4 separate regions of the Homo sapiens genome follow, and all the other regions are linked to region 1. A link is a contact called in ENCODE Hi-C or POLR2A ChIA-PET data. All regions are on one chromosome and are shown on one strand. The core of a region is the stretch at or near the end of the contact, and the rest is flanking DNA. Distances in the headings are between cores, read along the strand shown.

What was found. Hi-C counts contacts between places; a loop is a spot of excess contacts on that map. ChIA-PET counts read pairs that join two places held with the same protein, here RNA polymerase II (POLR2A). Pooled maps may share reads with other maps.
Region 2: a map of IMR-90 shows a loop between it and region 1 (2.7-fold over the local background). The contact joins the enhancer-like site here to the promoter of QTMAN in region 1. A Hi-C loop is called at or near these places in 2 of 168 maps with a recorded cell type or tissue (IMR-90 and PC-3) and 7 of 50 pooled maps. POLR2A ChIA-PET finds 5 or more read pairs at or near these places in 2 of 52 experiments (MCF 10A and activated CD4-positive, alpha-beta T cell).
Region 3: a loop to region 1 is called in a map of PC-3, with 3 times the contacts of the local background. The contact joins the enhancer-like site here to the promoter of QTMAN in region 1. A Hi-C loop is called at or near these places in 13 of 168 maps with a recorded cell type or tissue (CD8-positive, alpha-beta T cell, PC-3, aorta and 9 more) and 4 of 50 pooled maps. POLR2A ChIA-PET finds 5 or more read pairs at or near these places in 5 of 52 experiments (activated CD4-positive, alpha-beta T cell, activated CD8-positive, alpha-beta T cell, activated T-cell and 1 more).
Region 4: a loop to region 1 is called in a pooled map, with 3 times the contacts of the local background. The contact joins the enhancer-like site here to the promoter of QTMAN in region 1. A Hi-C loop is called at or near these places in 3 of 168 maps with a recorded cell type or tissue (B cell, K562 and natural killer cell) and 6 of 50 pooled maps. POLR2A ChIA-PET finds 5 or more read pairs at or near these places in 3 of 52 experiments (A673, HEK293 and MCF 10A).

The regions. Positions count from the first base shown.
Region 1 is chr2:144,330,720-144,334,031 of GRCh38, forward strand. QTMAN (queuosine-tRNA mannosyltransferase) reads right to left here and starts at 1,793. Exons shown (of 12, transcript NM_001376312.2): 1 at 1,720-1,793. RefSeq lists a silencer at 1,468-2,067 and an enhancer at 1,849-2,426.
Region 2 is chr2:144,081,856-144,085,167 of GRCh38, forward strand. The region is part of intron 6 of QTMAN (queuosine-tRNA mannosyltransferase); the gene reads right to left. Among named protein-coding and RNA genes, the nearest start is that of QTMAN-AS1, 150 kb to the left of the region's middle. Within about 2 kb of position 1,541, at least 2 of the 41 ENCODE cell types and tissues checked have a DNase peak (open chromatin) inside an H3K27ac peak, as active enhancers do; they include IMR-90 and PC-3, where a contact is called at or near this core.
Region 3 is chr2:144,528,281-144,531,592 of GRCh38, forward strand. The region is part of intron 1 of LINC01412 (long intergenic non-protein coding RNA 1412); the gene reads left to right. Among named protein-coding and RNA genes, the nearest start is that of LINC02993, 5.5 kb to the left of the region's middle. Within about 2 kb of position 1,778, at least 2 of the 41 ENCODE cell types and tissues checked have a DNase peak (open chromatin) inside an H3K27ac peak, as active enhancers do.
Region 4 is chr2:144,488,357-144,491,668 of GRCh38, forward strand. All of the region lies in intron 2 of ZEB2 (zinc finger E-box binding homeobox 2), which reads right to left. Among named protein-coding and RNA genes, the nearest start is that of ZEB2-AS1, 30 kb to the right of the region's middle. Within about 2 kb of position 1,840, at least 4 of the 41 ENCODE cell types and tissues checked have a DNase peak (open chromatin) inside an H3K27ac peak, as active enhancers do; they include B cell and natural killer cell, where a contact is called at or near this core.

The sequences.
Region 1 (3,312 bases), core at 543-3,042:
GTACCATAATCAAACAAACTTTAGTACAAGAGGTCTGAATTACCTAGTTAAGTGTTTAGTTAATGAAGACTACTAGTTCTATTCAGCTCCTGCTAAATCTCATCAAGAAACTGTCTTCGATTCTTAATTTCTCTATAAAATAATGGGATTGGATTATACTGTTAATGTTCCTTAAACATCGAAAATTCTGTATTTCTGTGATGCATAAGATTAAAATGCCAACACAATTTTCAAATCAAGACTAAAGAAGCCATCTTAACCTTTGCAAACTGGTGATGTTAAAAAATTTACTATTTCCTACCTTATTGCAAGTATCATGCTTCAGATTTTACCTATTCATTGTTTTCAAGCATGTCAAAGAAAGTTTCGTGATTCAAGAGGTACTCCTCTAATCCTCAATACTAAAACTGTTTCATTAAATACAGTACAGGACCCTAAGGAAAATGTATACCAAAAGGGAGTGGGAGCCGAGAAGAATCTAATCCAAGTCAGACCTGGAACGCACTAATTAAAATTCAATATTTCACTTGGTATGTGGGTTCCTACATGAAACTCCTGTCATGGTTAAAGCTTAAGGTTAAACACGTTAATAGAAGCCAATAGAATGGCTCTATTGAATTGTACTGAACTTCTTTTTCAGCAGCTCCTTTACCTAACCACTATTTTAAGCTTTAAAATCAACTTCAGGGGTAGGCACCAAATAACCAAGTGAGCCACGGCAGCCGGGGCTGCAAACTGAAATCCATCTCGTATGGAAAATCATCATCAACTCACGTTTTCCATTTCAAACTGCGATACAGGTGGAAGAAAAGCTGTAAAAGCCTTCTCTTTGAAACTCCCATCACACGGCCTCAAGGCATTAACTTAAGAATCTCAAGATAACCTAAAGCAGCACAGTTGTCAGAAGACTCTAAAAGTTGTATGTGCGAGAGAAGGCAAAAAAACTACTTCGGGACTAAAGGTTAAATTTCGCTGCTGCATTCCCAAGACTTAAATTCAGAGAATCTTTCCACCTGGACAGAATGGGATTGTCTGGATCCCGATGAAAATGGGAAGTTATGTGCTTAATCCTCAGACGAGGGATTCCGGGGTGGGGGGCACAGTGAGGGTCTTCACACTCGGCTGGCAGAGAGGAGTGGGGCGCTGGGGAGGTCTGGTAACTGAGGGCGACTAGGAGCCAGAAGCGAAGCTTTCCGTCAGGAAGGCCTGGGGCTCGCACTGCAAGGGGCCAAGCGCCGGGCAGCCTGGTGGTCGGCGAAGCACCCCAGCCAACTCAGGCCAACCCGGACGCCCGGCCTCCCTTCTCCCGCGCGAGGGCGACGTGCCCCCACCCGTCCTCTCAGCCTGCGCGAGGAAGAAGCGGAGCGCCGGGCCGCAGAAAACCAGCACGCACGACATGTAGGCACCAAAAAAACGCAATTCGAACACGACCAGTTTGCAGAAGGCACAAAATGCCACGGCGTGACGCCCCATTCCGAGCGCGGTGCGGACGGCGGCGCAGGGAGCGCAGCGCGTGCGCCCGGGAAGCGCGCGGCTCTCAGCTCCGCCTCCCCCACACCCCCCGCCCCCGGCTCCCCGCGCCGCAGCCGCCGCTGCTGCCCCTCTGGGATCTCCGCGCAGCGCGGCCCCGCGAGGCGGGCGCCGGGGAGGGGAGGGGAGGGGCCGCGCTCCCCGCCTCCCCGCTGGCCCGCGCGGCTCCCCAGCCCGGAGCCTACTCACCTCCTCCTCCTCCTCCTCCTTGTCTCTCCCTCCTGGCCACCGGCGCGGCCCAGCCGGCGACGCGCTGACGCCGTGCCCCTCCCCCGCGGCCGCCGCGGATGCCGCCGCCCCTCCCGGCCCGCGGCCGCCTCGGCCTCCGGGCGCGTCAGGCGCTGGTCCCGCCCCTCGGCCCGCCCGCGCAATCGAGGCTCCGCCTCTCTGCGCCGCCCGGACTCCGCTGGCGCGAGGTCCCTGAGTCAGCGGCGCTCCCGCCCGCGCGAATCGCTCCGCCCCAGCCCGCGGGCTCGGCTCCTCGCACCTGCCCACTGTCCCCCGGCCTCGCACTGCTCCCCACCTCCCTGTGCGCCCTTTCCCATCTCGTCAGCACCCTGTCCGCCCTTTCAGCTTTTTCGTACTCTTTCCCCAACCTCCTAGTCCTGTTCTAAGCTCGCATAGTCACCTTCTCTTTCCTTCTGGAAGGTCTGTGCTGTTCATTAGGTCGACCTCGGATTCCCCGTGCAGTTTTCCAGCCGGCCCGTTGCATCTCCTTTCCTGGTCCACTCCCCGGCCTACTAGAGCCTCAGGGCCCCTGTGCGGGTTCCTGGCTCCCTTGCCGACACCTCTACCTGCTCTGCAGCCCGGAGCTCCTCCACAGCTGCTTTGCCAATGCCTCTTAATATCCCTCCTTCTGGACCTCCTCGATTCCCTCCTGGCAAGGCTCATGCTTTCCTTTATCTCCATTTTTCCCGTCCTTTCGGTTCTGACTACTCCACACACTTCTGATGCAGTTTGAGTATTCAATAATTGCATATTCGCGGTCCCATTTACACGAGGAGAGTCACATTGAGTAATTAAAAATCACAAAGCAAAGCGACAGCAGTGGAGACCATCATTTGACTTGCATAGTTCCATCTATATTTTCCTTATGCAATAATATTCTCATTGCCACTTGAATTTCAAGGAATGGGATTTTCTGTTGGGGCTTAAAATTCACAAATGTTGGATGTTTTTTCGCTGCGACCTAATTTCACTTTAGCTCTTTTATTTATAGAATACATAGTAGAAAGAGTACCAGGAAGTCCCAGGTGTTCTTGACTGTAAAGTGAGGAATGTGTCCCTTCGTTAAATTCCTTTATGAAGTAAAGGATCCTTTCTAAAGTAAAGGTTTTTGTATCTGGAAGGAGGTTGTAGGTTAAATGACTCTGGTGAAGGCAAAACATGCAAATATAACTGGATGTCTGGTTTATTAAGTAACTTCATTTTTAAAACTGCAACTCGGAAGAGTTAGGCTGTGATGTGGAAATGAATTAGGAAACATACCAAAATAAAGGAAATCGATTAGGTCTTTGTACTTATATCCACAAGTTGCTTTAAGTTATGTGAGTAAACATTCTTATCCTTAAATTGAAGCGTCGAAACTATCTTCCGTTCCAAACAAAATCCAGCTCTGTGTGGACATTCAAAGTTTAAAACCATTGTTGAATTGAACAACAGCATTGTAAGCATTTGAAAGCCTAATAAACCATCTGTCCATCCACTTTCACACAAATTGAGAAACAGAAAAGAGTAAATGCCAAAACCTGAAAGTGAGTGTTCTGACTACACATGAAACTA
Region 2 (3,312 bases), core at 291-2,790, 250 kb before region 1:
ATATACTGTTAACATACTTTAGGGGTTATTCAAAGATGGATTTTTTTTTAAGACAGAGTCTCACTCCTGTCACCCAGGCTAAAGTGCAGTGGCACAATCTGGGCTCACTGCAGCCTTGACTTCCTAGGCTCTGGTGATTCTCCCACCTCAGCCTCCCGAGTACCTGGAACTAGAGGCTCACATCACCACACCTCGCTAATTTTTTAGAAAATTTTTTGTAAGGACGAGGTTTTGCCATGTTGCCTGGGCTGGTCTTGAACTCCTGGGCTTAGGATCCCTCCCATCACTGCCTTGGCCTCCCAAAATGCTGGGATTACAGGCGTGAGTCACTCACTCAGCCAAAGATGGATTTTTAAAACACAACAAAAAGCCCCTTCTGCTGATATTATATTTCTTTATGGAAGAAGACTTACAAAGAAAAAAGAGCAAACATATAAGGGAGCTCAGTGCTCGTGTGGATGCATTCTTAGCCCAGCACAACATTTGGCTACCAAAAGCCTGATGTCATTCAAAGAAAGGTAGTAAACAAAAAGCAATACTAACACTGCCATTAGGTAAATCAGCAAATATTTGCTCTGAAGAACTGTATTAAAATCAAAGCACTGGGGGGAAGGGGGTGTATACCATTTTGTTAAGATTTCTAACCACACTGAATCCTTCCTCTATCTCTACCATTTTCTTGGTTTCAGGGTGGTAGAAAGTAAAGCAGAAGTACAAAAAGGTTGAACATACCCATATAGTTAAAAAAAAAATGATGATTATAGGCACATATACCATAGCCCTTAGCAGTGATTTTGTATAACCCTCTTATGTTACAGATGAAGAAATTAAGGCTCAGATAAATTGACCTGCCAATGATGTCACATAGCAAGGAAGTGGCAGAGTAGGGAACTGAACCCAGGTTTCTTGCTCTCAGTCACGGGCTCTGTAGACTGTGCCATCTAACCTTTAGTCACAAAACATTTTTATCTGAATTTTCTATGACATTCATCAAGCTTGAGGGGTTATCATCTAAAAGGAATTAAAATACACACGCACACACACACACACACACATGCACAGGCACATGATCACACTCCTCAGGTTGGAGACAGCTATGTTTGCCTTTGGTTTTTAAGGAGTTTCTAAGTATGGATTGGCAAAGAAGGTGGGAAGTTCTCACTCTCCCTCTCTAGAGGCCGGCAGTTGCCTTACAAAGTAAGCACTAGGTAAAAAGAAGTGTAGAATAATGCCTTAGGCTTGGATCTACACACAGAACCTGACTAAATGACAAGAATGGCAAGACCTATCCCCACAGACCCAACTAGGAATGTGGTCTGCGGACATGGACCCAAAGACTGGTTGCCTACTGGCTTGGTTAGAAAAGGCCACGCAGCTTCCATCTGCCTCTCTTGAAATACCTTCTTTGGGATCTTAAGCCATCATGTAAAAAAGTATTCTGGCTAACAGTCCCAGCTATGCCTAGACTTTAGCCATTCCTGCTGAGGGACCAGCCATGTAAGAAGAGCCTCTGGGACTCTCCAGACCTCCTCATCCACCAGCTGAGGAGCACTGAGTCACCACTGCCAGTGCCACAGGGAAGAGTCACTCAGCCAGTCCTACCCAAATTCTTGACTCACAGAATTCCTGAAGTATAAAAATATAATTGTTTAAGAACACTCAATTTTGGAGTAGTTTGTTATGCAATAGAACAAAGCCTTAATTTTCTCAGCTGTAAAACTGAAGAAATATTACTGGAGGAGGATAGGAAGGATTAAATGAAAATGTATGCAGTGATCCATAAAGGAGAGCTACCAACAATATAATAATGATGATTCTGAAATCTTTTTCCAACATTGAAGACATTGTGCCTATCCCAGGTGGACATCAGATGATGGAAGCTATGGTTCCGCCACTGGTGAGCTGTGTACTCTGGATACATCAAGGAACCTCGCCTCACCCAGCCCGAAGTTTCTATACAGGCACAAAAGGCAAAATGAGTGAAAAGACTGAAGTAAGAGAGAAGCTTATGTGGTATTTCAAACAATTTTAAAACACAAAACTCATAAGCATATTTTTCAATTTCACATAGAAATATAATTTCTACCTTTGAATAAACATGTGGTCTGCTTGTTATGCTTTTATTTTTTACTTCTGATAATAATACATGTGAAGAGAAATATTTCTCAACTATAAGAGAATCGCAAAACAATTCAAGGGTCAAAATAGAGCAGCGGGAAATTGTGTGAACTAGAGAGAACTTATTCCAGTCAAAGGTCCAAACAACACTGACCTCAAAGCCAACTTATGCCATGTGCCACGAGGACCAGTATTCTTTGATCTTCTAACATTCCTGAGAACCAGAAAGGTTCAGCCCATGGGCAACCAGCTGGTATATCCAGGATATCATCCAGAAGCTAGCTCTCTTAAGCTATCTTTCTTTTGCTTTGGTTAGCCATGTGACCTTAAGCAAATTGTTTAACTATTTTTCATCTGAGTTTCCCTTCTTATAAAATTGGGAAGTAAAAGCAATAGTTTTGAAGGCTCTTCCAATACAGAATTATGGAATTCCTTTAATTCCTCACAGTGGATCTGGAAAATAGACACTTACCATGTATGTACATTTATGCATTATTTTATAAAAATTTAAAATAGTTTGTTTTTATTCCTCCTAAATGTTGGTTGTGACTCACCAAATACAGTTCAAGACTCAGGAATGAATCAGAACCCATGATGCTTGTCCGCAAAAGTCATCTCCTTCTCAGATTTTACAACTATTTCTCTGGAATTCACCTTTTTAATTGTTCTTCAAACATCCTATGTCTCCCCCAAGTAAATGATAACTTCCTACATGACAGTAACATATTGTCTTACAAAAAATTTGAAGCATTAAACAAGAAAAGCAAACATAAAGTTTCTTCTCTTGGCACTCTATTTTCTAGATGGGACATAAGGCTAGTTTATTTGTGGTAAACATGACATTTATACATAGTATTGCTTTCAGGTCAATTTTTCTTTTCACTAAGCCATTGGAAGCAAAACTTTAGTGTGCATTAAACATCACCTAAAACATGTGTTAAACATTCAGATTCTCAGGTTCCATCCCAAGAGATTTTGACTAAGTGGGTCCCTGGTAGCCTCCAGGAATCTACATTTTTAAACAATCTCCTTAGTGAATTTTGACCTGTATGAACATTTGACCGCTCTTTGAGTTTCTGCTCTAAAGCTTAAAAGGCTGAGAACAGGGGTCAGCAAACTTTTTCTGTAAAGAACTAGATTATAAATATTTTAGACTTGTGAGTCAAAGGTTCTGTATTGTAACTACTCAACTCT
Region 3 (3,312 bases), core at 528-3,027, 200 kb after region 1:
TTCTTGCTAGCTCAACTGGCTCCAACATTGGGCCCAGGCACAGGACAAGTTAGTGATGAAGGAGACATCATGGTCCAGAGATGTCGTGGAATAGTTTTTATTTCTTATACAACTTCTGTTAGCACTTGTTGACTGGAAACTGGACATTAGTATATTTGACACTAGATCCTCAATGTTAGCATATTATAGTGACAAAGATACAGGTTTTGGAATTAGATAAACTGGATGTGGCTCCCTGCTTGGTAAATACTAATTGTGTATTGAGGACAAGTTATTTTACCCATGTGAAATTATTTTTAAAGTAGGCAAAGGAGCTGGGTGCAGTGGCTCACGCCTGTAATCCCAGCACCTTTGGAAGACCGAGGAGGGTGGATCACCAGGTCGAGAGTTCAAGACCATCCTGGCCAGCATGGTGAAACCCCATCTCTACTAAAAATACAAAAATCAGCCAGCCCGGCGTGGTGGTGCATGCCTATAATCCTAGCTACTCGGGAGGCTGAGGAAGAGAATTGCTTGAACCCAGGAGGCAGAGGTTGCAGTGAGCCGAGATGGTGCCACTGCACTCCATGCACTCCAGCCCGGGCAACAGAGCGAGACCCTGTCTCAAAAAAAAAAAAAAAAAAAAAAAAAATTGGTAAAGGAGTACTTAGATTCAAGCTGGTTGTGGTAAAGAAAATATGACTGTATACAAAATGTCTGGCACAGAGCAGGTGTATCAATAAATAGTAATTCCTACTATCATGAATTACCTGAAAAATACATGAAGTTAAATTATGGAAAACCAGAGTGGATGTAACATGTCTTTTAGGTGTTGTTTATTTTATTTTATTTTTATTTTTTATTTATTTATTTTGAGACGGAGTCTCGCTCTGTCACCCAGGCTGGAGTGCAGTGGCACAGTCTTGGCTCACTGCCAGCTCCGCCTCCCAGGTTCAAGTGATTCTCCTGCCTCAGCCTCCCGAGTAGCTGGGATTACAGGCACCTGCCACCACACCCAGCTAATTTTTTGTATTTTTAGTAGAGACGGAGTTTCACCATGTTGGCCAGGCCGGTCTCGAATTCCTGACCTCAGGTGATCCACCCACCTCGGCCTCCCAAAGTGCTGGGATTACAGGCATGAGCCACTGCACCCGGCCAGAAATTATTTAACTGGTTTCTGCATTATACAGAAATCAGTGTTTACTGATAAAGTTGGAAAAGTAATATGGTCATAGAATTTCTTAAGTTGTAGAAAACCTGGCGTGCTCATGATTATAAATATGATGTCAACAGCTGAGATGAGGACATATGCACACTTTAAAATTTGGTGATCTATTTTATACTTTCATTTGCAATTGTAAGGAAAAAACCTTTCTTCAGCGAATTCTCCCGATATGACTTGCTATAGGAGGAAGCACTCTTGCAGGCAGCTGAGTGTGGTCAAGAAGTGTCAAAGATCCTATTTGTTCAAGGTAAATATAAGAGGGTCTCAATATTGTTCAAAACTCTTTACCTAGTCTTGCCATAACTTCAGAGGTGTGAAGGAGTGGGGAGACATAGAGGGATGGAATAGCACTGAGAAAGTTTGCCTGCACTATCTTTTTCCACCCCCCAACCCCTCTTGCCCCCAGTTGAATGCTGAAACAGCTACTTTAAAAAAGAAAAGAAAAAAGTAAGACTATGTATAGAGTACAGACATTGCTTCACTCTCCTGCCTGCAAATTTGGGAGTAGGGTTGTGTCAGCAGGTCCTGGCATGATCTACTGTGTATGTGACTCTGCTACCCTATGCCCTAGAAAGGAGGGTGTCCGGGGAGGATTGGGCTGTGGACACAGGGAGCATATTGTTCCAATGGTTCTGCTACAGTGCAAACCAGGCTTCTTTCTCTCTCTCTGGAACTAACTTTGCTACACATGCAAAAAAATCTGTTCCTATTAGGTTTTTCCCTGGCCATTGTGGAAGCATAAGTATGGCTCCTGTGGCAAAGGCATAATTTCTCTGTGTTGAGGGAAGCTGGCTTACCTGTTGTTCTTGGCACTCAGCTAGCACCCTTCTAGACAAGAGGGAAAGAACAAAGCTGAAAGTTCACAGAAAATATTTGGTGTTTTAAAACAAGAAGGAAAAATTAAAACCCCATTCTTTTAAAGCTTAATTTATCTATCTTCTAAGAATTTGGAATTTCAGTTTAGAGAAATCAGTATAGTCCTGAGTTATATTATTACCTAATGTCACATAGCTCTATGGGATATTGAAATATTATTTGTTACAGCCTAAAGATGATCTATATTCAAGTTTTGCTTCTCCCAAGGAGGATTCTTGCATGGTTGAAGAAAACATTCAGGGTTAGGTGAAATATGCTTGTGAATGACATTTGAAATCACCTTGGACTTTGAATTTGAGGGACAGTAATGCTTTTATGATATTAACGCAAAGCACCGTCACTTGGAAAATTTTAAACTATTGCTTCATTTATGATCTCCAAATAGTAATTTATTTGACAAAGGAAGGTGATTTATCACGGATGTCTCTTTTGCAACCCCCTGGAACAGTGCCTATTATATAGTAATATTTGTTGCTGTTTGTGGAATCCGTCATTCATTTAGAAGCTTTAGGGAGATACAAACTGATCTCCTACTGAAAACTTACAACTTGAGATAAGAATGAGGACAGATGAGGGTAGCAGGCAGGGACCATGGGTACTTAAGACCCTACACGCTCCTTTTTACAGACTTATGTACTTGATTACATTGTTTAACACAAACTGTTTTATTCCTCTTTTTTTGTGTCACTTTTATACACAGCCTAAAAAAGAATTGAAGGAGCAAAAACAGAGCTGCATGTGTATGTTTGTCTCATTCTTTAAATAGATGACTCAGATGAGCCTTCTTGTAGTTTGTTTTTAAGTAAACACATGAAAATATAATAGGTTTTCTCTGATAAAGGAAAGAAATAATAAGGAGAGAATGGAATGAACTAGAAGAGGTGTGTTGCTTAGGAAGGCAAGGTGAAGTAGTAATTTAGGATAAATGATCCCTTTCCCCTCCAATCCCACACAATAACTAAAGAAGGAAAACAGAGAAGATGAGTTTTGTTTTGTTTTTCCTTCTATAAGTAAATGGACAGGCTCTACAGATAATGGGTTCGATGATTTTCTTGCTAGCAGCTTCATTTTCATGTAGAACAACTGGTTGCCCAAAGGTATTAAGGGGAAAGTTTGAGCCCTGATTTTAATGCTTTCTCCAATACCCTTCCCGCCCTCTTTTTGCTCCCCCCTGTTTTCGGCCTTATTTCTTGGGGCCCTCACCTCTTCTTACCTTTCTTTTGATACTCTGT
Region 4 (3,312 bases), core at 590-3,089, 160 kb after region 1:
ATAAATACCTGTTAATGAAATAAATCTATTAAATGAATTTATTTTCTCTGAACCAAATCAAAACACATAGAGTAATACTCAAGGGGACCTTTAAATGAATACTGCTTAAATGAATAAGCATCTTAAATGGACATGCTTCTCTTGAAAGGCAAACAGTATTTTCATGTTCTCTAAGTTTAATTAAAGGAAGAAAATCCATGACTTTTTTTTTTGGATGTATTGTCATTCTTTGGAATTAAGCAGGAAAAGTTGCTTAAATAACACTTTAAGTGCTATAAATATTATTTTTCTTAAGGATAATTGCTCGTGTGTGAGTGTGTGTGTGTGTGTGTGTGTGTGTGTGTGTGATGGGCATTGGCTCATGGGAGACAAACTCTTGAAACAACTGAGCTCATCCATTTGTTAGGCATCTTACCTACGGTAAATGAAGTTAGAAAAACATTAAAGTTTCTAAAGTGCCTGCCACAACCCTATGAGACAGAGAAATGGACTGGTTACTTTTAACATATAGTTTATTTGCCTCTTTAGAAAGTGTTGTTCTTTCTCCAGCATGGTTGACTAAAAGCATCAACTCCCTTAATCTAACGATGATTTGTAATAAGAGGCTCCTTTGCACATACTGGGTACTCAAAATAATGTTTTTAAAAAGGCATGAATGTTCTTTTTTATTGTGATAAAACATACAAGATGAAATCTACTCTATTATTGCTAACTATGGGTGTATTGTTGTTCAGCAGATCTCTAGAATTTACACGAGTGCTATTTAACATAAAGTTTATGTTGGGCCACATCTTTAACTGATCAGTCCCTCTTTTCTCAGAAGGGGTGACCTATGGTGGTATGTTATTACAATGAAAGAAAAAATGCAGCACATGTTGAAGTCTTAAAGTAATAATATCTTTTTAAATACAGTGGGCACACAATCCACAGAGATTTTTTCAGACCCCCTTTATTTAGTGTTGCCTTTAGAGGGCCTTGTTTATTCATGTTTCTTTTTCTTTTTTTCCTCTGGCCTAATAAAACATATTAGCTCTTTTCCCTAAGCAAAAACACTCCTATCATGAATCAGGCAACTAGTGGGAGACTGCTGGCCAGGTTTCACCCCACTAAAATTCTAATCTATACTTTGTCTTTTAGAATTAAGGAGAAAATGCATATCAGCAGAATCTCCTCTCTACTTTATTTCATTTATAAATTACTAGAATGATGCTATTATATATTATTAATTTCTGCTGTTCTCCAACTCTGCTGCAGCAGTGAGCTGCGGATGTTGGAACGGTGTAATTATGTTCTAGTAGGGTAGCCATCCGTTTCCTTTCAAAAATTTACAGGATTCTTAATCACGCTGCTCATTTGGGTGCGCAGCAGCGAGGATGGCGAAACACAAACAGGGCACGTTCGTTTACATAGGAACACCTGCTTAGCATGATAGCAGATGTCAGTCAGTAAGCAGAACACAAAAGGAAAAAAAATATCAACAACAGCAAACTCGAACCATTTTGATTTGGTGCAAGGAAATCTTTTCAGGACTGATGGCAACAGTGGACATTCCTTCTGAAACACAAACGGAGGCTCTGAAATTCCCATGTCTTGTTTGTGGTTAACATGTTGTCAGAGAGAAAGGCTGTTTTTGCCTCTTGTTGCTTTCTGGTATTCATTCTGACTCTCTTTATTATTTGGGGGAATTACTAAAATTACCCTGCCTCAGTTTCCTGATCAGTAAGCAGACAATGGGTTGGGATATTCTAATTAAACACCTAGTTCCCTGAAAGTGATGATCATTAGAGGCAATGCAATGGTAAGAGCATGACTCTCCCCAGATATAGTTCAAATCCCACCACTGTCACTTAGTGGTTGCATGACATCAGTCAAGTTATTTAACTTTGCTAAGCCACAGTTTCCTGATTTGTCACATCTGCTGAGAAAATTAAATGAGATAATGTATACAAATGCCTGCCACATAATAATGATACAATAAATGGGAGCTGTACTATTATTATTAATATCACCACTGTCATTTTCATTATTATTTGGATCCTCACAGAACCTTTCCTACTCAACGTATTATTTATTAGAAGTCTAGAATGACTACCAACAGAAATCTCTTGCAGAGATCATGATAAAATGTGGTATTTTTGATGTGCAGAGTTCTATAACGTTATTATAATGACACTTACTACTAACACTACTGTTATTTTACAGTTAGAGATCCTGCCATCATTTCTACTACGTTTTCTAGGATTTACATCTGAGCCATAAAAAAGTTTTCTTGGCTGTACCCTGCCTAAAAAGAGCCTCGATGAAAGTGAAGTGCTTTCTGCAACTTTGACACAATAAAATGAAGCTATGGAAAGGAAAAAATGACAAGTTCATCATCTTCCTATGTCCACTCCACCCTTCCACTTTTCGCACTCATTTTTTAAGGGCTTTTCGGACTATACTGGTATTTCCCATTCTCTTCCTTTTCCCAAAATGGTTAAAATTCAAAATGGAAAACAGCTATCACACATGGGCAATGACTAATTTTCCTAAGGAATTTTAGTATTCGGAATGTGTCTGCTCGTGCAGGCCTCTGCGATAAAGCCTCCCTGAGTAGGCATTGACTTGATACCCAATAATGGCTGCTAAGGAGCCGTTATGTAGTGCCGTGTCAGTGATCCGTGCGTTGAGGACTCCCCGAGTACGCATTGACACGATAGACCGGAACAGCTCAGAAGAAGCTGTTATGGTCTATCATGCCAGTGATGTGCGGATATTGGCAGGGCCTCTGGCCCTTCTGTGGAAATGATGGAGTCTCTGAAGGAGCTGGGGTGGGCGCCATGTGGGCGCCATCAGTTGAGCCTAGCAGCAGCTCCATTTTCCCTTTGCCTTGGGTTTACTTCAGAAGAGTCAGCTCGGAAAAGTTGTCCAATTACTTCAGTGGTCCCAATATTACACCACCAAAACGTGAGCAAAAGTGAAAGATATTCTTGCCACTTCGTCTTTCGTTTCTTCTCAAGAGAAAAAAAAAAAAAAAAACGACCTAATACTGTTAATGAAAAAAGGGGGCACAAAAGTGAAGGTAACAGTTTGTCATGTTTTTATAAGTTTCAGATTATAAATATATCTTTTCTGCTTTAGGAATTTCATCATGTACATGTAGATGGTGCCGGGCAGACTTTTTGTTGTGGTGGTGGTGATTTTCAGAGATTGAAACATTTAATCCATGCAAAGAAAACTACCTTCTTCATATGTCCTCAGTAGTTAAATAGGTACTCAGAACTCAGCATATAGGAAATGGTTCAAAAAACCTTGGGAAGAGAAGTGCAAGTT